Regions from separate parts of the Homo sapiens genome. Here region 1 is linked to region 2. Evidence: read pairs that join two places in POLR2A ChIA-PET (ENCODE). Cell type or tissue: OCI-LY7. All regions are shown on one strand. Each heading gives the region's core, and the rest is flanking DNA. Links, peaks and the distances in the headings are about the cores only.

Evidence for each region. ChIA-PET counts read pairs that join two places held together with the same protein. Peaks named below come from ENCODE experiments on the same cell type or tissue, not always from the same donor. Only the 100,000 strongest peaks of a DNase experiment are listed, where the experiment ranks them.
Region 1: POLR2A ChIA-PET joins it to region 2 with 5 read pairs; 5 of 35 experiments call an interaction of 5 or more read pairs at or near these places.

What each region holds. Positions count from the first base shown.
Region 1 is chr2:136,172,485-136,181,102 of GRCh38, forward strand. No RefSeq gene overlaps it. Among named protein-coding and RNA genes, the nearest start is that of CXCR4, 59 kb to the left of the region's middle. In OCI-LY7, for the core only: no CTCF peak of the experiment used is centred there; no DNase peak of the experiment used is centred there.
Region 2 is chr2:136,229,012-136,237,629 of GRCh38, forward strand. No RefSeq gene overlaps it. Among named protein-coding and RNA genes, the nearest start is that of CXCR4, 120 kb to the left of the region's middle. RefSeq lists enhancers at 6,729-7,928, 7,025-7,525. In OCI-LY7, for the core only: no CTCF peak of the experiment used is centred there; DNase peaks (open chromatin) are centred at 3,960 and 4,515; H3K4me3 peaks cover 767 bases.

The DNA of each region.
Region 1 (8,618 bases), core at 3,223-5,722, 56 kb before region 2:
TCTCCTGTCTCAGCCTCCCAAGTAGCACAGCACCATGCTTGGCTAATTTTTTATTTTTAGGAGAGACGGGGGTTTCACCATGTTGGCCAGGCTGGTCTTGAGTTCCTGACCTCAGGTGATCCACCCACCTCAGCCTCCCAAAGTGCTGGGATTACAGGTGTGAGTCACCGCGCCTGGCCTGTGTTAGGAATTTTTATTAAATAGGTAGGTTTTGGCTGCTCTTGTCACAAAAAAAGTAACAAGTAAAATGTCTTCACTGTAGCAGCCATTTTACTGTCTATATGTGTCCCATAACATCATGCTATAACCTCGAATATACACAATAGCATTTGTTTAAAACAACAAAAAAGAGAAGAGACGGAAAAAGAGGGTGAAGAATTTTACAAAAATAAGCCACTGTTCCTAGGGCTACTTGCTTGGGTCCCTTGAGAGTCTTGCTCATTCGAAGTGGTTGTATCTAGCTCTCCCTCCTCCCTGTCACAAGGACTGAGCCTATGGGACAGAGGGGCTTTGTGGAAGATCCTTTTGGTCTTCTGCCTAGCAGCAGGCTGTGAGGTCCCCATCCCATCTACTTCTTGGTGGCAGAGTTCACCTCTTACTTTAGAAGTTAGAAGTATCAGATTTTCCATTTTTCTAGCCTCCCTTGCAACCAAGGCATGGTATATGATCCAGTTCTGGCCAGTGGATTTTAAGGGAGTTTCCCTGGGGGCTTTGGGAAAGGTTTTCTTCCCCCTTTGAAGTGTGGTTCATGAAAGGAAGCATCCAATTTCTTCCACCAGATGTTATTGCATTGATACAGAATGCCTAAACCACGGTGACCATCTTGTTCCTGTGGGAGGATGCATGGCACAAGGAGGTTGGCAGAATGGAAAGCTGCCAAGTGCCTGGTCCTTGGCATCATTTTTGACACACTGAAAAACCTTGTACCACTCATCTCCAGAATTTTTGATGTGCAGCAACACATTTTCTTCACTGTTTAGGTTAATGTAAATGAGATATTCTGTTACTTGCAGCTGAAAGCATTCAGAAGGACAGAGACTTCATCCAGAGCTGGGCTTCTTCATGGGAGACATGGGCCAGTGCGCTGAGGGATACATTCAGTGACTACATAAGTGCAGTGTATTTTCCTAGTGTGTCCGTTTGACTCGATGGTAGCTGAAAACAGTGCTTTCATGTGAAAACAGACATGGATATTGGTATAGGGAATAAAATTCACAATATAAAACAGGAGTCTTGAGATTTCTTCCAGGAAAGCATCCCAGAACCTTGGGAAATTTTATGATGCAAGTAAATAGTGTTTCTCTTTCTATTGTGCACAGATATGAGAAACTCAAATTAAACTGCAATTGGAGAGATTAAGCCAGACACAGGAAGGATTGTGTCTATTGTGATTATTAAAGAGGTTCTGAATTGGAATGGAGACAGGACAATGGAATGTCAGAGCTTTGGGAGTTTTAAAGAGAGGAGTATTGTGATTTCAAATGCAGTTTTGCCTGGACTAGTTTTCTCAGCTTTCTAGGTCCCTGTCAATATCTTACCATTGTTTTGTATTTGTGAAGAATAATGATTTTTTTTTTCTTAGATGATGATTGCATTCCAGACCCTTCAATGTTTCTTTGGTAATTTATCCTTTGTTTTAATTCAATGTGCTACTCAAAATGCTGCCCTGGAGTTTTCCTTTAAATAGTTAATGTGAATGAAAGCAGAAAATTGCCAGGAGTCAGCCAAATGTTGAGACAGATTGTAAATACCTGTAGGGAAAGTATTTAAGCATTTCCGATAAGAAGGATACTGTAAATTTTACATGCAAGGGCTCTGCATCAAAGCCCAGATCCCAGCTTTTCTTCCCACTTTGAGACTTCTTAGACAAGGTCATCACAATGGATCTACTGTTTCCACTGGCATTTACATCACCACTTTATCTTGTTATTCCTGATTTCTTGCCAATCATATTGAGAATTTCTCAAGGGGAGTAAAAAAGAATAATCAAACCAGCTTTGCCTCCTTGACAGTGAAGAATAAGAAGAAAAGATTCTCTCTCTCAGAGACAGGCTTTCTGTTTTTTTTTTTTTATTTTTGCAGTATGTTTTAATTTGACACTCCACCTTTGACAACCCCAGGAGTCTAAGCCGATGAAAAGCTGAGTTAGTTTTCTCTTCCCCAGCTCAACCTCACATTAAGCCTTTTTTTTTTTTTTAAACCAGGAATTTTGGAAAGGTGTTGGTTTAGGGGATAGCCTCATGAGACTTTACTAGGTTACAAACCCATACTCCAGGCCACTAGACTGAGGACATGGCTGCAGTCTTTGGTTTTGTCAGCAATGGAGGCACAAAGGGTGACAATAGGAGGAAGGAAGGAAGGATGGGAATGCTTTGGATTCTGTCTGTTCCAGGAGCATCTGCCCCCATTTTGAAGAATGTTTATCGTGTGCTAGCTTGTTCTTCCAGGCTAGATCTGACTTCCCATAGCAGTACTCTGTTCAGCCTCCAGCTTCTTAGCAAGGCAGAGTGTGTCCCTTCTGCCTTCATCTACTCATTCACTCTTTCAACAGATTCATTAGGTGCTTAATCATTGTTGCAACAGTTAACATTCTGTGAGGGATTCGTCAGGAGGAGGTGTGGGTTGCAATGGTTAAAAGCATGGAGTCTGATGCCTGATTGCTTGGGATTTCCTGTCTTAGACCATTTTGTGTTGCCACAGAATACCCGAGACTGGTAATTTATAAAGAAAAGAAGTTTATTTGGCTCATGATTCTAGAGGCTGGGATGTTCAAGACTGGGCAGTCCATTTGGTGAAGGTCTTGTGTTCCTCATGGGTAAAAAGTGGAAAGGAAAATGGGTGTATGCAAAGAGACCAAACAGGAGAGTAGCCTTGCTTTATATCAACCTGCTTGTGTGGTAACAAATCTATTCCTGAGAGAGCAAGAACCCGCTCATTCCCCCACTCCTTGAGACTGCATTAATTCCTTCATTAGGGCAGATCCCTCATGACCCAAATGCCTTTGAAAGGTCCCACCATCTGTCAACACTGTCACATTGGCAAATACATTTCAACATGAGTTTTGCCGGGGACAAACCACATCCAAACCATAGCACTTGGGATTGAATCCTGGTTAGCTAAATGACCTGGTTTCTAAACTTCAGTAGGCCCTGGGGCAGTAGCATTCCACCAGCTTGTTGTGAGGACTGAATGAAGCATTGCATACACAGAGCTCAGCCCAGCTCCTGGGGGAACATAAAAAGCTGGTAGACGGCCGTCTTTGGAACGATTGTTATCATTGCCATTAGCGTTTGGGAGCTCACAAACATGGCAGCCCATTCTCACTCTGGGTTTTTTTTTTTTTTTTTTTTTTACCTTTTCTTCCTCCTGAGACCACTTCTGCTCACCTCAGTAATTCACCAGGTGGACATTCAACATCTGCTCCAGGTGCATTGCACTGTGCTCAGTGCTGTGGGGTGACAAAATGATGGGGTATCATTGGGCCTTCTAGAGGGCCTGCTGTCTGAAAGGAGTTAAATGCTGATGGACCCAACACCAGGCAGGACCTGATGCATGCTGATTTGTGTGCTAACACATGGGAGGGAGCCAGGGGTGTTGGCATGCCAGGAAGTGGGTGGAGAAGGACTGATTTGCAACAGAACCTTGGGTAAGTCACTGCCTCTCTTGGGGCTTGACTTTTCCCATCTGGAAGACCAGGGAGGTAGGATTTTCAAACTTTTTGGACCAGGACCCATAGTAAGAAGTGCCCACAATTTTATGTTGCCACTCTCAGAACCATATACATAATTGAAACATGTTTCATGAAGCCATACTCACTTGTACTACATGAAATTCTCTGTGTTGTCTTTTTTTAAAAAATGCTGGTTATAACTCATTATATTGACTTTCTGACCCCTTAATGGTTCAATTCAAAAACACTGTACTAGATGATCCCTAAGAAGCCTATCAGCTTGAACTTTCTGTAATTTTCGGTCTACATGGGTTGTATGGGTTTAAAAGAAGAAGGAAGGAATGATTAATCTCCTAGTTTTAATGACTGGCCAGAGCCCAGCTAGATTAATTAAAAAAAATATATATATATGGTTGGCTCCCATAGCAGCTTTCTGGAGTTCAAGGACATGGTCTGATGGAAATGAAGAGGCTAATTGTTGGGGTTCATTTGCTGGATCATGATGAGGCTGCAAACAGAAAAAGTGCATTACTCATGACAATTGGGTCGTTTGTGGAAAGGGAAGAAAGGACCCTGTCATTAAAGTTTGTTTCTCTCCTGCTTTCTAGATATGGGAATTCTGGAAAGAATCCACTCTCCTCAGAAAAAAAAAAGTCAGCTTGTTTTAATTCCTAAATGGATATGGTCCTGTGAACTAGGGGACTTGGGAGAAACGACTTCCCTGACTATGTAAATGTTTGTTTTTGCCTTAATGTGTTTGTCCATTTGCTTGACTGCTCAGAAGATAGTCATCTGAAAACACAAGCTTCAGGAGAAACTTTAAAAAACCCAACAACTAGTGCAAAAAAACCTACCACCCAACCCCTAAAACGAGAATACCAAACTGTGACCTCTCTCTCCACCTTCTTAGCCTGTACTTTAGTGCACTTTTCATAGAGAAGCCTCCACTTCCCAGTGGCCCCTTTGGGACAATGCCTTTGGCTGGGGCTTCTGAACACCCAGGTGGTTTCATGAAGTACCTCCATGTTATCCAGAACCAAGAGAAGACTTTTTCTTTCATTCCTTCCTCCCTTCCTCTCTCCTTCCCTCCGTCCCTTTCTCCTTTCCTTTTTCCTTTCCCCTTTCCATTTTCCCCTTTCCTGTTCCCTCTCCTCCCCTCCCCTTCCCTCCTTTTTCCTCCCCTCCCCTCCCTTTCCCTTTCCTCTTTCTTTTTTGGCAGCTCTTTGCACCCTAAGGAAATTTCTGGAATTCTGGTGACTTTCTGAGATCAAATGGCCTTTTTAACATCTCAAGTCTTTCAAAGTCCTTTGTTCCAGACTTTCACCCTTCAGTCTGAAGCAAAGGACTGATCAACACCAGCTGGACAGGCCCTTTGGGAAAACATCAGCAGGAGGGTTCACGGATATAGTCATGGGCTTAAAAAAGCCAAGACTGCTCTCTGGCCCTTCCTATCTGTTGTCTGCCTTCAATTTTGATGAAAAACACAGGGTTTAAAGTTGGTATGTTACTGGACTTCCTATGCCTCTGTAAAAATGTGGTTAATAATATTAGGTTGGAGCAAAAGTAGTTGTGGTCTTTGCTATTACTTTTAAATATCAAAAACTGCAATTACTTTTGCACCAACCTAATAGTAAGAAATTTATAGGATTAAATTATATATAGGTTGGGCGCGGTGGCTCACGCCTGTAATCCCAGCACTTTGGGAGGCCAAGGTGGGGGGATCACGAGGTCAGGAGTTTGAGACCAGCCTGGCCAATATGGTGAACTGCCATCTCTACTGAAAATACAAAAATTAGCTGGGTGTGGTGGCACACACCTGTAGTCCCAGCTGCTCGGGAGGCTGAGGCGGGAGAATCGCTTGAATCTGGGAGGCGGAGGTTGCAGTGAGCCAAGATTGTGCCACTGCACTCCAGCCTGGGTGACAGAGCAAGACTCCATCTCAAAAAAAAAAAAAGAAAGAAAAAATATAAATACATACAAAGGGTTTAGAACCATGTGGGAAGTTACTCAGTGAAATGCAGCCAGCATTGTTACTGTTGACCAGTTTATCATCCCAGAAAGAAGGTGGCAAATACAAAGACAGACATGGAGAGAATGAAGCTAAAGGAGGAACCCTGAGCCTAAGGTCATGCTGCAAAGCGTAGGGGGGAAAGGTATGATCTCTCACCCATCTTAAGGGTCACCACCATAACAAAAGCTAGGCTAACAAAGAAAAGCATAACAAATGTATTTAATCACGTGTTATGTGACATGGGAGCCTTCAGAAATGCAGACCCCAAAATCTAGGGAAATCTCTGTTTTTATGTTTAGGTTTCATGAAAAATGGACAGCTGTATAGAAATGTGATTGAACAAAAGGGTGTGATCTAATGGTCATGAAGCCGGAGACCCAGCAGGGCCTGTCCAGATTCTTCTTGGATTTTCTCTGTAACAGTCCCTCCCCTGGGGTATAAGTCAGGAACCTCTGAAATTAAGGTCTTCAAGGGAGAAGGGAGAGGGTGGCCTTTCTAGGTTTTTATGGCTTGCTTTTGGGGAAAGTGGTTCTAGTTTCTATGAGCCACCTTAGGGAAGAGGAATTCTGATTTCTATGACTTGCTTTGGCAGGGAAAATAAAGAGGGGTAAGAGATAGGAGAGCAGGAGAAGGTCAGAGAGTCCTTGCTTCTGAAGCTTTCCAATTTCCTTCAGTTCAAAGTACTTAGCATGCTCAAGCGCCATACTTCGGGGTATCATTTTCTGAGCCCCAGTGCAAGTCAAGGCAATTGAACCAAGATGGTGTCAGATCGTTTGATCTGGTCCATCCATTGGGCATGGGAGGGAGGCAGCCACAAAGTCTTGGTGAAAATGGGGTGAGAGATGGGCCTTTGTGAAATAGGGATAGAGATCTGAACCCTGCAGGGTTCCTAAATGGATGAGCAAACCAACTGGAACTTGTCACTAGTTGGCTCTGGCTAAAGGTGACTATAATAATAACCTTCTTTTACGATAGCTGGGTCCTCTCCTCAGAGCTTCAGGCTTTCTGAATTCAGAGCCTTCCTTAAGGTAAGGAAATGGCAGTTTGCTTGAATACAATGGTCTTTTTAAGGCAGCTCAGATGTTTATCTTATCCCAATATTTACCCTATTGAATAGGATTTGGGTGGCTTATTTTTCTAATTCTCTGGGGAGTGAGATTTCGTTGTGTTAAGTTGAATATCAACTTTTAAATGAAAAAATGGATCAAACTGAGAGAAAATCCTGTTCTGACCCAGGAGAGAAAAAGGCTCTGGTAAAATCTGGCCTGGATTTTTCTCTACCCATAACCTTGAGGGTAAGGAGCCCAGGGGAATGGCTGAAACAACTGCAAAAAACAACTACAGGACCCGAGTCCAGGCCTGCAGCAGGGAGCACCCAGGATGTTCTAGAATCTGAGTGCCTAGAACAGCTATTGACTGAGCCAGAGCTCCCACCCCCTTGACTCCCCAGGTGGCCCTGGGTCTGGCCAGCCTTCCTGTTTGAGCCTGGGTTAAATCCTAACATCATTTATTTTTTCCCAGTTGGTCTGAAATAAGCCTCAGGAAATAGGATCTAGGACAACAACCTCTTCAAGTAAAAAGGACAATGGCCAAATTAGCCCTCAGGGTATAGGTATGTGTTCAGCTACCATATCTCTTTTTAGAATGGAAGATTTAATTTACAGTATCCTCTTGCACCACCACTGAAAGCTTCCCTTCAGATCAGACTCAAGACAACAAGTGTGTATTCAGATTATCTGAAAGTCTCAAGGGTTTTTTTCTTAGCCAGGACCATAAGAACTAGACATGTATTTACTTAGTTAATCCTCTCAACCATCCTCTAAAATAGGGTTTATAGATGAAGAAACCAAGGCACAGTGAAGCCAGGTTACGTCAGGATTAAATAGCTCTAGAGCAGCTGAGCCAGGGTGTGAAAGTGTGTCTGCATAACTCCGAATGCTGTGCTCTTAGCGCTATACCCTTGGAGCAGTCCTTGGAAACTAAGCATGGTGTGGGTGTGTAAAGGTAGTGGGCTTTATTTCCCTTAGTAAGCTTCCAGTCAGGTTAGAAAAACAGGACTGGCCAGAGGAGGGGAAAGAATAAAGCGATTGCTTGTAAGTTTAGAATTCAGGTCGCAGTGTGTGTTGTTTGTGTGGTTTCAACCAAATTCTTTAGGTTTCTGAGATCGTGGCAGGAAGGGAGGACATGCTGCCACTTCCAAGACACCTGAGCAATTTCATTTGTGCTCCTTAGTGGCTGAAGGACCCATGGGTAAGTAGTTCAGCAAGAAAAGACTGCAGTTGTGCCAGACAGTGGGCATCTTTTTGCTCTGCACCTTTCCTGGAGGCTGAGACTTTGTGAAAAGAGGAGGTAGACAGCAGCTGCCCATGAGCTCATGAGAATAAAAATCTCAAAGCAGCCTTAAGTATTGTACCAGCAAGGTCTTTCTCATCCAGACTTTCACCTCCAAACATGAGAATTTCCCTAGTGATATTTACACATCTCCCATCAGGGAAGCAGGATATTTCCCTGACCCCTTCATGGGCAGGAACTGGAGTGCATGGGTGTTAGAACAAGCTGGCTGCTTTGGTGCCAGAAGAAGTAGACTCCACTATCTTGGTCCCACTGTGTTTCACCCCTTTTAGCAGGAGCAGCACAGGTGAGTGGGTGCAGGAGTCTGGGCGAGTGCTTTTGGGAGCCAGTAGGAGCAAAACTCCGTGTGGGCCCTGCAGCAGCATCTAGGATGGGTGCCCGTGACCCCTGAAGCCCCAGAAGGAGTGTTACAATGCCCTTTTAGCTCTGCCATCCACAGATGGCTTAAGTGTTAACAGCTCAGTGGAGGGTCAGTGTGACAGCCTTTTGCACCCACACTCACGACACCCGAGTTCTTGTTTGGTATCCAGGAGGAATGAGGTTGCACGAACGAATAAGAGATGGTAAATGCAGGGGATTTTATTG
Region 2 (8,618 bases), core at 3,023-5,522:
AACAAAAACAAAGATAAATAGATGGGACTTAATTAAACTAAAAAGCTTCTGCACAGCAAAAGAAATAATCAGCAGAGTAAACAGGCAACCATGGAGTGGGATAAATCTTCACAACCTAGACATCTGACAAAAGACTAATATCCAGAATCTACAAGGAACTCAAACAAATCAGCAAGAAGAAAACCAAACAATCCCATCAAAAAGTGGGCTAATGACATGAATAGACAATTCTCAAAAGAAGATACACAAATGTCCAACAAACATGAAAAAATGCTCATCATTACTAATGATCAGGGAAATGCAAATCAAAACCAAAATTCCGTACCACCTTACTCCTGCAAGAATGGCCATAATCAAAAAAGCAAAAAAATAATAGATGTTGGTATAGATGTGGTGAAAAGAGAACACTTTTACACTGCTGATCAGAATGTAAACTAGCACAACCACTATGCAAACAGTGTGGAGATTCCTTAAAGAACTAAAAGGAGAACTACCATTTGATCCAGCAATCCCACTATTGGGTGCCTATCCAGAGAAAAAGAAGTCATCATATGAAAAAGATACTTGCACATACATGTTTATAGCAGCACAATTTACAATTGCAAAAATATGAAACCAGCCAAATGCCCATCAATCAACGAGTGGTTAAAGAAATTGTGGTATATATATACCATGGAGTACTACTCAGCCATAAAAAGGAATGAAATAATGGCATTTGCAACAACCCACACAGAATTGGAGACCATTATTCTAAGTGAAGTAACTCAGGAATGGAAAACCAAACATCTTATGTTCTCACTCATAAATGGGAGCTATGAGGATGCAAAGGCATAAGAATGATACAATGGACTTTGGGGACTCAGGGAAATGGTGGGAGGGGGTGAGAGATAAAAGACTACACACTGGGTACAGTGTACACTGCTCAGGTGATGGGTTCACCAAAATCTCAGAAATCACCACTAAGGAACTTATCCGTGTAACTAAATACAACTTGTTCCCCCAAAACCTATTGAAATTAAAAAAAAATCATTCCATTAAAAAAAAACAGTTCTCTTTTGTGCCTGGATTGCCAATGATTATGGCTATTAACAGTTTATTGCACTTCGCTATTAGTCAAGTATTCCTTCTCAATATTCTGATTTCTCAAATATCCTTATTTCTATCATCGTTTTATTCAGACTCTTCACATGTATCCTTCTTGTAAAGTCATTAAGAAAACAGTATTCAAGCAAATGATAAAAAGGAGATTTGACTTCTAGGCACTAGGAGGAAGATTTTAATGTCTTGATAAAGGATACTGTGGAAGAGACTCTGTCTTCAGTCGGAAACTGTCCTGTCTTGGAATAATCACTGCTGGAGGGAAGGTCCCAACTCTCATACCAAATATTTCCCATTTATTCTTACCAGGTTGGTTCTGACAGATACTTTATCTCAAGTGTCTTTGCAGCAAATCCTAAAGGCATATCTAGAAGATTATTTAATAACATCTGGAAGCACAGACAAGAGAGATGGTAAAGGAAATAAAGCAATCCAAATGAACTGAGCAAATCTGGGACATGACATCCTAGACCTTGCTAGGAGCGGATAATGGTGCTTTCAGCCAACTGCGGGGAAAGGGATTAGGAAAAATAAGCTAGGAAACAGACCACCCAGGCTGAGATGCTCATTCTTGTTTTACAATTTAAAGTGTAAAGGAAATCCAAATTAATTTCTCAGGATAGCATCACCTGCTTTGTGTCAGGGAACAAACAGTGAGTCAGAAGTGTCATATAAAACCCAATAGCAACGAGTTGATTCTGCACCGAGGTTTGCAGAATGGGAATGCGACTTCCCTGGCTCCATGACTTGATTCTGCACTGACGTTCACAGAATGGGAATGCAACTTCCCTGGCTCCATGGCATGTTGACGAGAGTCAGAGCTGAAGACCAGGGAGCCTGGGGGTGGTATCTATTGGAATTTTTCAGCCTCACTGATCAAAGTAGCTTGGATGAGATGGAAAAGGGCCAGAGTTCAGGCGGGGGGAAATATAGCTGGGTCAGAAGGAGTTTCATTGACAACTTAAGGAATAGCAACTCCTCTGGTATTCAATATGTAGGTGAAGCTAAAGAGGATATTGGGAATGTGTGCAGGAAGCCTCATGCAAGAATTTTCACAGTGGCACTGCTTGTAATAACAAAAACATTGGAATTAACTCAAATGTCCATCAAGCAGAGACTGGATAAATGTACGGGGGTGAACTTGCTTAATGGAATAATAGACAGTAATGAGAGTGGAATAAACAAGAGCTACATGTATTAACATGGATGGCTTTTCAACTGCACAATGCTGAGCAAAAGAGCAAACAGAAGAAAGAAAATGTGTGTATAAAGAAAAACCATGCATGTCAAGTTTAAGAAAACGTGAAACCATACTATATATTGTGTATCCAATTGTGACTGGATATAGACATACTGAGTACAAATGTTTTAAAATGCATGGGAATAATAAAAACCAAATTCACTTTAGTGGTTATATTTGGGCAGATGGAGAGGAGACGTGACCAGGGAGGGGGTACACAAGAGATGCCAATTGTATTAATGTTTTATCCTTTAACGTGGGCTGTAGGTACATAGATGTTTTGTTATATTACTCTGTAGTTTTTTTGTAAGTCTGAAATATTTCACAAGAACTTATCATCCCCCTCCTATCCACACAGAATTTTTAAAGAATCTAGAAGATAGCGTTTCTGAGGAAGGAAAATGGGTATGTTGGAGTGTTACAAAGAGAAATAAAGTGATGTAGTGTCTTGCAAGAGTAGGTGCTTAATATATGTATTTGCTGAAATTAACAAAGTTTGGGAAGGAAAGTAAACAGACCCAGAGAGTAATAGAAAAGGCGAATGAAATGAAAGGGCTCTGGGGAGAAGAAAGTTTGGATCCAGTGATGTGTGGAAGATAGCAGCACACACAATGAAGCAAAACGGGAGGATCGGTGAGTTGGATGGATGCTGAAAACCAGCCAAACTCCCCACTTCCTCAGCCTCAGAGCTTGGAAGGAGCTTCTGCTGTGTTGGGAATTCCTGTTGCCAGAACGTCATCTTCTAGGTGCAGCTCATCAGGATGTTGTAAATGGTTTCTTAACAAAATTATTCTTGCTAAGAGAAAGGGAGAAAGAAAATGCTTTTGAGTTTATCCATGCAAGAAGGTCATCAAAAAATGGCGATCAGCCTGAACTTTTTTGCTGAACTAAGAGAGTTCCTTTAGTCGTTTTTCATGAAGTTCACAGTGTGATTTTTATTCTATTTTGTAGATCATGTTTTCCTGTGATCTACAAGGTGACATACAGCTTTGATAAGGATGTGATCAGCATTCTGGTTTAATAATTGGCATACAATGGGTTTTTTGGAATTGCATCATATGTCTTCAGTATTATTATTTCTTTGCTTGGGTGATTTATTCTCCTGGATTCTGAGAACACAAATTGGGCTTTTAGAGTTAGCAAGCTGAAAAATGTTCGTTTTTAAACCTGTTACTCCATAAAGTCGGCTGTGCCCTGAGCTCCTTTGATGTTGCTCAGTAGACACTGAGAACGTTTCAGACAAATTCATTTTTAACTGCTCACGGAGGGCTTTGGATTATCATCTAGTCATTGTTCTAACCATTGGGACAGACCTTTGCTGAACAATGTTGGATTAATCAGGCAGAACAGAGCTCGAATCTCCTCATTCCTTTTGTCTGTATGAACTGAGCCCTGGACTCACAGCACGTAGAATTCTGGGGCTTAGGGAGCTTCTGCCTGTGCTTTATTTTGTTGTTTTATTCAATTAAAAATTAATTTTAGTTTGTTCTCTTTCTCCTCCATGGCTCAAACTATTAAAGATAGTTCTGAGGAAGGAAATGCAAAATAGCAAGAAATTGTTCTGCTTGCCAATGGCCCAGGGCCTCTTGCTTTCTAGGTTAAAAGGACTGTTTGGGGGAAATGAAGTTCTGTCTCTCTAACGACACTGTTTAGTTTTGCATCCTATTTTAGTTGGAGGGTGAAATGAACCAGATCTGTTTCTAGCCAGTCTGACTCTTTGATTCCAGATTGGGGCATCTTCAACAGGGTTTTATATCCTGTTGGAATGCAAGGCTATTTTAAGAAATCCCTATTGGATTGAGAAAAAGCACATAGTATAATTATGGTGACCAAACCATGTGTCCCAGATTTTCCAGGATGTTCCCCAAATTCATGTAGTTTCAATCTTTTCAATAAAGTAAGTGCATTTTGTATGCATCAACATGGAGCCTGATAAAGGGTATCTTTGTGTATGTGAGTGTGTAAAATAAAAATAAATATATATAAGTATATATATTTTATATAAATAAAAGTGTATATACCCACTTTTTTGCTGTGTGTATTCATTTAAATGAAATCTTCTTTAGGATCTTGTGGTTTCAGAATAGATGATCAGTAAGTATTGCAAAAATAACTGTCAAGGTCCTAACTAGCTGAGTGACCTTGAACAAGTCAGTTCCTGTCTCTGGATCTCATCAGTTCCTCACCATTCTGGCACATAGCAGGATCTCAGTAACTGTGCTGTTGAAAACCAAATGCCAAGCCCTTTCAGAATTCTCAGTCTTTGTCTTTACTTCTCCCTCTGTGTGTTCCATACTCCATGGCCTAGTCCATTGTACTTGCCTCAGTCTTCATATTGTATGATCTTTTACTGTTGTCTTGTAAGCTTCACTCCTAGGCTGCAAGAGGCTTGAGGGCTGGGATGGGTCTTCACATTTAAAAAATCTCCATGGTTTAGCACAGTGCCAGGCAGATATAAAAAAACAAACTGAAGGAAATACACCAAAAAGATGAGATAATAGATGACAATAAAAATGTATTCTTCATACTTTTTCATATTTTCCGTTATTATTATTATTATTATTATTTGAGACAGAGTCTCACTCTTGTCACTGAGGCTAGAGTGCAGTGGCACAATCTTGGCTCACTGCAACCCCTGCCTCCCAGGTTCGAGCAATTCTCCCGCCTCAGCCTCCCGAGTAGCTGGGATTACAGGCACCCACTATCATGCCCAGCTAATTTTTGTATTTTTGTAGAGATGAGGTGTCACCATGTTGGCCAGGCTGGTCCTGAACTCCTGACCTCAGGTGATCCACCCGCCTTGGCCTCCCAAAGTGCTGGGATTACAGGTGTGAGCCACTGCACTTGGCCCATTATTTTATTTTATTTTTAATCATAAATAGTATTACTTAGAGAATGATAAAAACAAAAACAGTAAGTGGTATTTTTTTCGAACACTCAGGATCGGAGAGGATCTGAGAAGCATGCTGTACATGTTTCCACCCCAAGGCCAATGTAGCATCCTTGCCTTAGCTTCCAATGTGCAAGAACAGCTGGCTATTCCTAGGGCTTTCCCACAAGCCCCAGACACACTGTTGTGAGGGGCGGCCACGTGGGTGTCACAGCTGGGAACTGGTTCTACTGTGGCCTGTCCCTTTTCAGGGATTGATTTGGGCTGTGTTACGGTAATCAAGCACAAACCAACAGTTATGTGGGATGTCTTATATATACCAAATACCCCTGCAGCTGGAACGCACTCAATTATCTTGACTGCCTTGGGGCTGAGCTGAGTGATGCAGCCAGGCCCTGTGCTAGGTGCGAAAGTGACTCAAAGGAGCCAGGCTGTGTGTTTCATGCTGTTTAGCAGTTTGCAAGCTAGTTGGGCTAATAATATGTGTGCATTCAAAGCTAACCAATATCAGAAGGCAGTATTTAAGCTTCAAATGAGTTTCTAGGAGGTAGAGAGGGTAGGAGGGCTGTGTAAGAAGGTGGTGTTTTGAGATGGGACTTGACCCAGGGTCTCCAATGGTGGCGAAGAGGAGGCAGGCCTTCCAGGGAAGGAAACAGCTTGCAGAAAAGCCTAGCAGTGGGAGTAAGTTTGGCTTGTGTATTTCATTTAGGGGTGGTGGGGAACTGAGTGATGGATGGGGACAGAGAAGAAAATGTGCAGCCGCGAATGGGAAAGTGATGGAGACGTGGGTATAGGCCAGGTCTGGGAAGGTTGTGAGAGCAGGACAAAGGTGGAGCCATGAACTGGAAGGTGGTATGGGCCCTTGTGTGGCTCTCAGGGGAGGAGGTGCTCTAATGTAACCACTCTGGGCCACAGATTCTTCCCATATGTGGAAATGTGGTATGAACCCTGTTAAGAACATGGGCCATGGGTGAGATGCTTGTGTTTGATTCCTGGCTCCACATCGTATCACCTGTTTGAGACTCAATTTCCTTATCTGCAAAATGGTGATAATGAAGCCCCTTCTCATAAAATTGTTCTGAGGATAAAGGAGATAATCCATATAAAGTGTTTAGCATAATGTCTGGCACATTGCATGTGTCTAATAAATCGCTGTTTTATGCAAATGAATATTAGTACTTATTTCATCAGTATGGTAAAAATGGTAGTAAATCTAGAAAAACCAAATATCAAAATAACTGGAAATTATTCTATTAAGAGAATGAACTTGAGAATGCTTCAGGGAGATCTTTGTTGGAAAGTCCCACTCCAATTCTACAATTTGGCTCCATTTACTGTGGCTTAGCTTTTGTGAAATATTTATGTTGGCAGGTTACTCAACTATAATTTTTGTTCGTTATCCCTCTAAGCTTGGTGAGGAAGATTAGTCTGTTTATCTTATATTGCAGAAGACACATGTAGATATAAATGCACTGCCATTTAGTTACAACATCTCTTCCATTAGCATTTACCGTGGTTGTCAGCCAAACTTCTATGGGGTGGAGGGGAAGAGAAGGGGACAAAGGGGTCCGTGAGTGACGGTGGTTGGGCAATTTTATACTGTGAAGAAGAAGGTGGTGGAAAATTTGGAGGCACCAGGGTGGTTTCTGCTTTGCCAGACTTAAGACTCAGCCTTGGAAGTCCTTGCAGAAGATTAGGAATGACCAAAATTGCTAAAACAAGACTGGCAAAGCAAACCAAATACCTCATACTCTTTAAAATATTAGTCATTCCTTCGGATGCTATAGTTTAAATTCTCCCTAATTAAAATTAACAACCTTTGGGGGACATTTGAGTGCCATTATCAGTGGACTTCTTAGTGGAGAATTATTTTCCAAGCCAAAGGACAACACCCCCAAACTTGGCTGCTACTTGACATTCCTGTGTGCCGGACTTACGTGAGTCTTTTTAACTAATGACAATGGTGAGCTGAGAAGGTCCTCCAGGGGATATGACTCACAGTGACTCAGGTGCACCAGAGCCTTGATCTAGCCCTATTGTTTTTCGTCAATAGGCCTTTGCCATGATCCAGCTGGAATATCAGTGGAATTGAGCTGGTCATGATAGAAAGAGAGGCCATTCAATGCCAATGCTCTTGTGAGATGCCTGGTAGTGCCGGTTACCTCTGCAGTGGCTGGCCCTGGTCTATGTGTGCTGTCTAACCACATAGATGATGGTGGCAGTGCCTAATGGTCCAGGCAGATGGGGGCCTGAATGAGCAGAGGGAAGGCATCAAACACATCTCAGGGCACAGCCTTGACAACATCAGATGCCTCCTAGGTTCTTCTCATACATAATAATGAAACTTTTCCACAGCCCTGCAAAGCACTGGTTGCTGTTTCACATGGGACAAATGCCTGTGTTGACCCTCAATTCCAGCCCACGGAGCTGACCTCCTGTGTCTTCTTCACTACCCCTCTATAGGGCTTTTTACTCCCATTTGAGAAAAGAATGATGCCTCCATTTAGAAGGAAACATACTGCACCCCAGGCTGGGCCTTTTGTATTTGGCTCAAGAGCTGTGCAGTGTTTGTTTTTTCCCTGCCACACATCCATTTCCCCTTCCTTTAGAAGCAGCATTCTAGTTTTCCTTGGGGTCAGCATCCCTTCCTCAGCCTTAGCCAATGTGTGGGCCAGATAGAGCTGACCCCACCCTCTGGAGTACTGGCATATGTGTGTGACCTAGGTCCGGCCAGTTGGCATCATAGTGCTTGTTTCAGAGATGGACACATATAAGTCAAGCTGGACCGATGGGTATTAGCTCTGGGGTTTTTTATGTAACTATTGACAAAGAGGTGCTTGCTTTCCTCTGGGGCTGCTAACTTGGTAGGGTATAAAGTTGGAGCTGCTGGTAGATTATCTACATGAATAAATAAGAAGAGCTTGCCCAGAGAATAAAGTAAAACCAAGAGGCAGAGGGAGAGAGACATGTTCCTGAAGACAGTGTTTGAGCACCTGGGTACCTGAATGTGGATCGTTTAAAAAATTACACAAGCCAAATTAATAAGCTTTTTTGTCTGAACCATTTTGAGCTGGTGTTTTTGTCACTTACAGCCTAAATAATTTTGGATAATAAAAAGTTCATCAAAAAGGTGTACAATTAAATTTAGGAACTTTGAGGTTGCAGTGCTGTGATCCCACCACTGCACTCCAGCCTGGGTGACAGAGCAAGACACAGTCTCAAAAAAATTTTTTTAAAGGAACTTGTATTTTCCTGAGGACTGTGCCTTCACATATTGTCTGTGGTACTAGCAGTCTACCACCTACCCAGGGACCACAGAAATCTTGGGTGGCAGAAACGGGCAGTACTTTTACATCTCCGATACCTGTGGCTTTTGGCCACCTCGATTTT